Linked DNA regions of Homo sapiens: region 1 is linked to region 2. Evidence: read pairs that join two places in POLR2A ChIA-PET (ENCODE). Cell type or tissue: PC-9. All regions are shown on one strand.

What was found. ChIA-PET counts read pairs that join two places held together with the same protein. Peaks named below come from ENCODE experiments on the same cell type or tissue, not always from the same donor. Only the 100,000 strongest peaks of a DNase experiment are listed, where the experiment ranks them.
Region 1: POLR2A ChIA-PET joins it to region 2 with 6 read pairs; 2 of 35 experiments call an interaction of 5 or more read pairs at or near these places.

Annotation. Positions count from the first base shown.
Region 1 is chr19:16,728,502-16,733,501 of GRCh38, forward strand. It overlaps NWD1 (NACHT and WD repeat domain containing 1), which reads left to right. Exons shown (of 19, transcript NM_001007525.5): 3 at 2,691-2,777. The coding sequence starts at 2,697. Among named protein-coding and RNA genes, the nearest start is that of NWD1, 11 kb to the left of the region's middle. In PC-9, no CTCF peak of the experiment used is centred here; no DNase peak of the experiment used is centred here.
Region 2 is chr19:16,088,276-16,093,275 of GRCh38, forward strand. TPM4 (tropomyosin 4) reads left to right here. Exons shown (of 8, transcript NM_003290.3): 5 at 770-845. Among named protein-coding and RNA genes, the nearest start is that of TPM4, 14 kb to the left of the region's middle. In PC-9, CTCF peaks have their summits at 653 and 859; a DNase peak (open chromatin) is centred at 346; H3K4me3 peaks cover 810 bases; H3K27ac peaks cover 5,000 bases.

The DNA.
Region 1 (5,000 bases), 640 kb after region 2:
GTCAAACTCCTGACCTCAGGTCATCTGCCCCACTCAGCCTCCCAAAGTGCTGGGATTACAGGCGTGAGCCACCATGCCTGGCCACACCACTCCATGTATATGTGCTCTCATAGAAATTACATCCTGGTTCGGGGAATGGACACATAAATTAAGTAATTGCAGGCCGGGTGCAGTGGCTCACACCTGTAATCCCAGCACTTTGGGAGGCCGAGGCGGGCGAATCACGAGGTCAGGAGATTGAGACCATCCTGGCTAACACAGTGAAACCCTGTCTCTACTAAAAATACAAAAAATTAGCTAGGCGTGGTGGCGGGCGCCTGTAGCCCCAGCTGCTCGGGAGGCTGAGGCAAGAGAATGGCGTGAACCCAGGAGGCGGAGCTTGCAGCGAGCCGAGATCATGCCACTGCACTCCAGCCTGGGCAACAGAGCATGACTCCATCTCAAAAAAAAAAAAAAAAAAAAATAAGTAATTGCAGCTTGTGGGCCAGGTGTGGTGGTTCACACCTGCAATCCCAGCACATTGGGAGGCCGAGGTGGGAGAATTGGGAAACCTCTATGATGTGAATGCAGCTCAGGTAGTGACTCATGTGGGAGCCTCCTGGACCCTCTGTTTCCTCCTCGAGAAGCCAGACTGAGAACCCAACTTGATAGAGTTGCTGTGAGTGGCATACGATGTTACAACTAATATTTATGACCAATGTACTGTGTGTCAGGCTTAAAAACTGCCAGAACCTTGCCACAGCTGCATGGCCCTGTGTGACCGGACCCTGCTCACCTCCCCAACCTTATCTCATGTGGTCACTCCCTTGTCTACCTGTCATATCCACACCAGAATCCATAGATCCGGGAACCCACAAGGCCCTGGGGCCCATATCAGGACTATCACTCTCACGGTTCCCTCTTCTCCTTCTTATTCTGATCCTTTGGGTCTCAGTGCAAACACCCCGTCTTCAGGGAGCCCTTCTCTGCCCCTCGATGTAAAGTAGATTTGTCCCTCTGAAGTGGGCAGATTGCTTGAGCTCAGGAGTTCAAGACCAGCCTGAGCAACATGGCGAGGCCCCATCTTTACAAAAAGTAAAAAAAAAAAAAAAATAGGCTGGGTGCAGTGGCTCACACCTGTAATCCCGGTACTTTAGGGGGCCGAGGCACCTGAGGTGAGGAGTTTGAGACCAGCGTGGCCAACATGGTGAAACCCCGTCTCTACTAAAAATACAAAAATTAGCCCAGTGTGGTGGTGTGCGCCTGTAATCCCAGCTACTCAGGAGGCTGAGGCAGGAGAATCCCTTGAATCTGGTAGGCGGAGGTTGCAGTGAGCCGAGATTGTGCCACTGCATTCAAGCCTGGGCACAGAGCGAGACTCTGTCTCAAAAAATAAAAAAAGAGAAAAGAAAAGAAAGAGAGAGAGAAGGAAGGAAGGAAGGAAGGAAGGAAAGAAGGAAAAGAAAGAAAGATTTGTCCCTGTTATTCTCTAGCCCAGCCCACCCGTGTGTTTTCAATAGCACTCTTCACAAACTGCAAGTACTTTTTAAAACTATTTATGGGCCGGGCGCAGTGGCTCACGCCTGTGATCCCAGCACTTTGGGAGGCCGAGGTGGGCAGATCACAAGGTCAGGAGATTGAAACCATCCTGGCCAACATGATGAAACCCCATCTCTACTAAAACACAAAAAATTAGCCAGGTGTGGTGGTGCACGCCTGTAATCCCAGCTACTTGGGAGGCTGAGGCAGGGGAATTGCTTGAACCCAGGAGGCAGAGGTTGCAGTGAGCTGAGATCACGCCACTGCACTCCAGCCTGGTGACAGAGTAAGACTTCGTCTCAAAAAACAAACTAACAAAAAAACAAAAAAAAAACCCAAAATCTATTTATGTATTTATTTATTGTGCCCCTTGGTTAAGCATAAGGGGTACAATGGCAAACAAGATATAATCCACTGGTCACAGTGGCTCACTCCTGTAATCCCAGTGCTTTGAGAGGCCAAAGCAATTGGATTGCTTGAGCCTAGGAGTCTGAGGCCAGCCTAGAAAACATAGTGAGACTCCTTCTCTACAAAAAATTTAAAAAAATATATATGGCTGTGGTGGTGCCCCTCTATAATCCCAGCTACTCAGGAGGCTGAGGTGGGAGGATTGACTGATGCTAGGAGTTTGAGGTTACAGTGAGCTATGATTGCACCACTGCCCTCCAGCCTGGGTGATGGAGTGAGACCTGTCCCTTAAAAAACATTTTTTTAAAAATATATACAGGGCTGGGTATGGTGGCTCATGTCTGTAATCCCAACACTTTGGGAGGCTGAGGTGGGAAGATGGCTTGAGTCCAGGAGTTCAAGACCAGCCTAGGAAACATAAGGAGACTCCACAAAATAAATAAAATAACTGCCTATTGCGATTTTTTTTATTTTTCTTTCTTTCTTTTTTTTTTTTTTTTTGAGATGGTGGCAGCAGATGAGGCTTTAGCCGCAGGCCAGGCGCAGTGGCTCACGCCTGTAATCCCAACACTTTGGGAGGCAGAGGAGAGAGAATCTCTTGAGGCCAGGAACTCGAGACCAGCCTGGGCAACATAGCGAGATCCCATTCTCCACAAAAAAGGGGAAAAAAGACAAAAGTAAATCAATAAAATAAAAGCAGAGCTATGAGGCTGGGAAGAGTTCTGAGTCCTTTCCACTAATACCCTCCATGCCCTTCCTTGCAGATATGGATGCAGAGAGGGAAGCCCTGCAGAGCACTGCCTACCCTGAAGTGCCAGACCTTCTGCCAGAGGCACGGCTTGATGTTTGAGGTAACTGGAAGTCACTCCGGGCTCCATGCTTTTTTTATTTTTTTTTGACACGTAGTTCTTGCTCTGTCGCCAGGCTGGAGTGCAGTGGTGCGATCTCGGCTCACTGCAACCTCTGCCTCCCGGGTTCAAGCGATTCTCCTGCCTCAGCCTCCTGAGTAGCTGGGACTACAGGCGTGCGCCACCACGCCCAGCTAATTTTTGTATTTTTAGTAGAGACGGGGTTTCACCATGTTGGCCAGGATGGTCTTGATCTCTTGACCTTGTGATCTGCCCGCCTCGGCCTCCCAAAATGCTGGGATTACAGGCGTGAGCCACTGAGCCCAGCCCCATGCTTTTTTTTTTTTGAGACAGAGTCTCGCTCTGCCACCCAGGCTGGAGTGCAATGGTGCAATCTCAGCTCACTGCAACCTTGGCCTCCAGGGTTCAAGCGATTCTCTCGCCTCAGCCTCCTGAGTAGCTGGGATTACAGGTGCCCGCCACCACGCCCCTCTATCCATACTCTTTTAATGCTTTACTGTTGAGTTTTAAAATTCACAGTGATTTTTAAACAAAGGTCCCACATGTTCTTTTTGCACCGAGCCCCGTAGATTCTGTAGTTGGTCCTGGAGATCTGGCCCTGGAGATAAAAATCCTTGGGACTATAAAAAGGCAGGTGGGACTGGGCGCGGTGGCTGACACCTGTAATCCCAGCACTTTGGGAGGCAAAGGCGGGCAGATCGCTTGAGGTCAGAAACTCGAGACTAGCCTAGGCAACATGATGAAACTCTGTCTCTACTAAAAATATAAAAATTAGCCGGGCGTGGTGGCTCATGCCTGTAGTCCCAGCTACTCAGGAGGCTGAGGCAGGAGAATCGCCAGAACTTGGGAAGCAGAGATTGCAGTGAGCTGAGATCAAGCCACTGTACTCCAGCCTGGGTGACAGAGTGAGACTCCGTCTCAAAAAAAAAAAAAAAAAAGGCAGATGGAGGGGTTACAGCCATGTGCACCGTGCTTGGTTAGCATGGCAGGTGGTGTAGAAAAGTGAGTAGGAGTGAATGCTTTTGAACACAGATTCATCGCTGTGTCCCTTGCAGTGTGACCTTGGACATGTCATTTAACTGTCTGTTGTTGTTGCTGCTGTTTTTGTCTTGCCTTCAGAGCTTCCTGGCCCTCTTCGTACTGGGCTTCAGGAGGAGTATAAGAGGGCTTTGCGATATGGGGGATGGGCATGGAGGTTGGACATGCCTTTTTCTAGAACGCTGATGGTGTACCTGTTTGGCACAGTCCCAAAACAGTAGGAGCCCCTAATGCTGTCTCCTTGTACCAATCCCTGGCTAGGGAATTTTTTTTTTTTTTTCAGATGAGGTCCAGTGGATGACAGAGCAAGACTTCATCTCAAAAAAAAAAAAAAAGAAAAAGTGAAAAAGTGCAGTGGTGTGATCTCACAGCTCACTGCAACCTTGAGCTTCTGGGCTCAAGGGATCCTCCTGTCTCAGCCTTCTGAGGAGCTGAAACTACAGACATGCAGCGCTATCCCTGGCTAACCGGGGATGTTTCTGCCTGCACATTTCCCTGTGGAAACTGATGAACATCTTTGGAGTCTCAGCTTAACTTGAGGGCTGCCTCCTTGCTGCTTATGAGAATGATTCATTGCACCAAAGTCCCATTTGGTTAAAAGATGAGGCCGGGCACAGTGGCTAACACCTGTATTCCCAGTGCTTTGGGAGGCCAAGGCAGGAGGATTGCTGGAGGCCAGGAGTTTGATACCGGTCTGGGTAATATAACAAGATCCCGTCTCTATAAAATTAAAAAAATGAGCTGGGTGTGGTGACGCCCACCTGTAGTCCCAGCTACTGGGGAGGCTGAGGTGGGAGGATCACTTGAACCCAGGAGTTTGAGGCTGCAGTGAGCTGTGATGGAGCCACTGCACTCTAGCCTGGGTGCCAGATTGGGATGCTGTCTTTAAAAAAAAAAAAATCTGGGCCGGGCGAAGTGGCTCATGCCTGTAATCCCAGCACTTTGGGAGGCCAAGGCGGGTAGATCACCTGAGGCCAGGAGTTCGAGACCAGCCTGGCCAACATGGTGAAACCCCCTCTCTACTAAAAATACAAAAATTACCCAGATGTGGTGACACGCACCTGTAATCCCAGCTACTCGGGAGGCTGGGGCAGGAGAATTGCTTGAACCTGGGAGGTGGTGGTTGCAGTGAGCCGAGATAACGCCACTGCACTCCAGCCTAGGCAA
Region 2 (5,000 bases):
ACTGCCATGGGAAGCACTGCCCACGTGTTGACCCTTTCTGCAAAGATATGAGGAAATAGGAGTGAGACAGGAGGCAGCAGGGAAGCCCAGAAGTCCCATTTTCCCAGAGAGGATATCTCAGGGGGCTGTGCCATCTTAACAGAACACTGACCTGCTCCAGAAGGCAGGCTCCCCCGGTCAGTATGTAAATGCTTTTGCTCCTGTCAGTGTTTGGCCGTGACACATTCCTGGCGGGAAGGTGAGAAGCTTAACCAGAATCCCACAAGCAAGCACCGAAAAACAAAACACCTGTCCTCTTGGCCCCGGGTGAGGAATTCAGCCCCACAGAGCATCCGGGAGTGCTGAGAGAGATCTGGTTTCACAAATCCACTCCGGGCTTCCTTCCCGGAGTGTCCCCTGCAAACTCCCATTGCTCTCTGCCCGCCTTCTGCCCTCAGTCCCATTCTTACACCTTCCGGAGTCGGCCTCATCAATCATAGATTTCACAAGTCCTTGCAGCCTTACCCTTGGCAAAAGACCAGGAGTGTTTTCCAAGCCCTCCAAATACTCTTCGGGCGCACCTCGCCTCTGCCTGGTATGATAAGCCTTTGATAAGCCCATAGTATCACACTGCAGAAAAATCCATTAACATTTTCTCCCCACATTCCTTCTGCCCCCCACCGGGGGAGCTGTGTAGGTTTCTCCTTTGGAAAATTTATTGTTGGGGCGATTGCTATTATTGCCGGCTGTAAGGGAAGATAAGACACAAAAATCCTTTGTCTTTGTGCAGAAAATGTGGTGACCTGGAAGAAGAACTCAAGAATGTTACTAACAATCTGAAATCTCTGGAGGCTGCATCTGAAAAGGTAGGTGGTTGGCTTGAGCTGGAGGGTGGCTTGCTGGACTTTGTTCTTTTCTTCTCCCGAGGGATGCAGGAGCCTGTCAGGTTATGGGGAATCTGCCCTTTATTTAACAGTAGCGTTGGTGCCTGGCAGCCAGGGTTTTTCCCCTACAGAAAGAGCTGGATTTCTCCTGCACACTCTTGAGTCCTCTTCCATGGGGTCTGAGCACCATCTTTGATCTCCATCTCAGGAGGATAGAGATAGAACATGAGGCTCTTCTTAGCGAGATCTGAGCATAGTTGTATAAATAAATACAGAGCCTGCCTCTCACCTGATTCCCCTGGTTCCTCCAGAAATACCATCTCAAAGGTATAGCAATGATCAGAGGTGGAATTGGGCTTTTTAGTTTGAAACAGCACCCAAAGCAGTTGCTACGTGGCAGCTACGTCGGGAACAAAGGACACACTTCCACGGCCGAACCCCACTGAATTTCCCAGCCTCTTCCTCATTCTTGCTCCTGCTTTTGCAGTTTCACAGACATTCTTTGTTCTCCCATCACCTCCACCCCCCACTTTTTTTTTTTTTTTTTTGAGACAGAGCTTCGCTCTGTTGCCCAGGCTGGAATTCAGTGGCATGATCATAGTTCATTGCAGCCTTGAACTCCCAGGCTCAAGCGATCCTCCCACCTCAGCCACCACCTGCTATTCACTCAACTGGGTGTGGCTTTCCTTTTGCTTGATAAACCCCTATTCAGCCTTTTTTTTTCTTTTCTTTTTTTTTGAGACAGGGTCTCACTCTGTCACCCAGGCTGGAGTGAAGTGGCGTGATCTCAGCTTACTGCAGCCTTCGACTCCCAAGTTCAAGCAATTCTCCCACCTCAGCCTCCCGATTACACGCTAATTTTTATAATTTTTGGTAGAGATGAGGTTTCACCACATTGGCCAGGCTGGTCTCGAACTCCTGATCTCAAGTGATCTGCCCGCCTCGCCCTCCCAAAGTGCTGGGATTACAGGCATGACCCACTGCACCTGGCCTAGAGATGAGATCTTGCTCTGTTGCTTAGGCTGGAAGTGTAGTGGCGTGATCATAGCTCACTGCAGGCCCCAAACTCCTGGGCTTAAATAATCCTATCACCTCAGCTTCCTGAGTAGCTAGGACTTGCAGGCATGTGCCACTACTCCAAAACTGTATTTTTTTTTTTTTTTTTATAGAGCACAGTCTATGTTGCCTAGGCTGGTCTTAAACTCCTGGCCTCAAGTGATCCTCCCACCTTAGCCTCCCAAAGTGCTGGGATTACAGGCGTGGGCCACCGTGCCTGGCTAATTTTTCTAGTTTTTGGTAGAGACAAGGTTTCATCATGTTGGCCAGGCTGGTCTTGAACTCCTGGCCTCAAGTGATCCTCCCACCTTGGCCTCCCAAAGTGCTGGGATTACTTTGGGAGGCCGCCGAGCCTGGCCTCCTGTTCATCCTTTGAGCTTCTGCTTAAACATCACTTCTGAGAGTCCTTCTCTGATTTCTCATCTAGGTTAGGTATTTCTCTGCTGTGTAGCCCTGTCTATACTTTTGCTGGCATTATGATTTCTTACATTTATTATAGTTACTCCATTAATTGCATGCCTTCCTTGCTAGATTGTAAGTTGTAAGGACAGGAACCATGTCATCTTGTTCAGAGTTGTGTCCCTAGTACTAGCATTGTGCCTGGCATATATCTGTAGTGTGTGTGTGTAATTTTTTTTTTTTTTTTTTTTTTAGTAGAGATGGTGTTTCACCATGTTGCCCAGGCTGATCTCAAACTCCTGGCCTCGAGTGATCCACCTGCCTCTGTCTCCCATATGTGCCAGCCCTGGCATATATCTGATACTAGGATGTGTAAGGAATGAATCCAGTTGGTGTGTGTATGCCAGACACTGCCCCGGGCCAGGGGGATAGATGTAACACCACTAATACCTCAGCTGCTTTGTTTTGTTTTGTTTTGAGATGGAGCCTTGCTCTGTCGCCCAGGCTGGAGTGCAGAGGCACGATCTCAGCTCACTGCAACCTCCACCTCCTAGGCTCAAGCAATTCTCCTGCCTCAGCCTCCTGAGTAACTGGGAATACAGGCGCACACACCACGCCCAGCTAATTTTTGTATTTTTAGTAGAGACGGAGTTTCACCATGTTGGCCAGGCTCGTCTCAAACTCCTGACCTCAAGTGATCCACCCACCTCGGCCTCCCAAAGGGCTGGGATTACAGGTGTGAGCCACTGTGCCCAGCCTGGCATCTGCTCTTGAAGAGCTCAGAGTCGAGTCTAGTGGAAGGGATTGACAAAGTCACAGAGTGCTTTGGGAATACAATAGAGGGACCTTGGTAGGTTGTGAACGGTGTCACCAAGGAGGCGACATTTAAAACAGCTGTAGGTCCAGCACGGTGGCTCATGCCTGTAATTCCAGCACTTTAGGAAGCCGAGGCGGGAGGATCGCTTGAGCTCAGAAGTTCGAGACCAGCCTGGGCAACATGGAGAGATCCCGTCTCTACCAAAAATACAAAAACTAGCTGGGCATGGTGGTGCATGCTTGTGATCCTAGCTACTTGGGAGGCTGAGGTGAGAGGATCACTTGAGCCTGGAGGGCGGAGGTTGCATTGAGCCAAGATTGCCCCACTGCACTCCAGAGTCAGGCTTCAGTCATGACTTGATCACTTAATAGCCATGTGACCCTAGGCAAAATAATAACTTCACCTTTCTGTGACCCTTTCCTCCCCTATAAAATGGGATTACAGATACCAGGCTGTGATGCCATTAACTATGTCTGGCCCATGGTAAGCAGCTAATAAGTGTTAGTTATTATTGGGAGGCCGAGGCAGGCGGATCACCTGAGGTCAGGAGTTCGAGAGCAGCCTGGCTGGCCATCGTAGCGAAACCCCATCTCTGCTAAAAATAACAAAAATTAGCTGGGCATGGTGGTGGGCGCCTGTAGGCCCAGCTACTTGGGAGGCTGAGTCAGGGGAATTGCTTCAGCCTGGGAGGCAGAAGTTGCAAGTCACAGTGAGCCGAGATCGTACCACTGCACTCCAGCCTGGGTGACAGAGCAAGATTCTGTCTGAAAAAAAAAAAAAAGAAAAGAAAAGTATAATTTCTGATGGGTCATCATGGGGAGGGGAACATTCCATGCTAAGGGGTGCATTCATGGACAGGGACTGGGACTCAGGAGTCCACAGATTATGATCAGGGAGTGCCTGTCACCCTGGGGAAGGTGGTGGAGAATGGGGTTGGAAATACAGAGGGGGCCTTGAGTAACAGATTCCCAGTTATCTCCCTTTCTTCGCCATACTTTTTATCTCAAGTTCTCAGTTTAGGCCTTCTGATCAATACCATCCTACAGGACTCTCCCCAACATCCTCCACATTTCACACATATTTCTTCTGCTGGGGAAAGGTGCCTGCCTCTACTCTGCCTACTTTTTTTTTTTTTTCTTTTTGAGATGGAGTCTCACTCCATCGCCCCAGGCTGGAGTGCGGTGGCGCCATCTGGCCTCACTACAGCCTCCACCTCCTGGGTTTAAGCAATTCTCATGCCTTAGCCTCCTGAGTAGCTGAGATTACAGGCACCCACCACCACACCTGGCTAATTTTTGTATTTTTAGTAAAGACAGCGTTTCGCCATGTTGGCCAGGCTGGTCTCGAACTCCTGACCTCAAGCGATCCACCCGCCTTGGCCTCCCAGAGTACTGGGATTACAGGCGTGAGCCACCGTGCCTGGCCTGCTTACTTCTTTTTATGCTTCTTCCTCCTTTTTTTTGAGATGGGGTCCTGCCCTGTTGCCCAGGCTAGAGTGTAGTGGTCCAATCAGAGCTCTCTGCAGCCTTGAATTCCAGGGTTCAAGCCATCTTCCCTCCTCAGCGTCCCCATTAGCTGGGACTACAGGTGCTCACCACCATGACTGGCTAATTTTTAAATTCTTTGTAGAGACGGGGTCTCACTATGTGACCCAGGTTGGTCTCAAATTCCTGGGCTCAAGTAATTCTCCCACCATGGTCCCCCAAAACACTGGAATCACAGGTGAGAGCCACCACACCCAGCCCTCCTTTTCTTTCTTTCTGTTTTTTTTTTGTTTTTGTTGTTGTTGTTGTTTGTTTTTTTGAGATGGAGTCTTACTCTGTCACCCAGGCTGGAGTGCAGTGGCGTGATCTCGGCTCACTGCA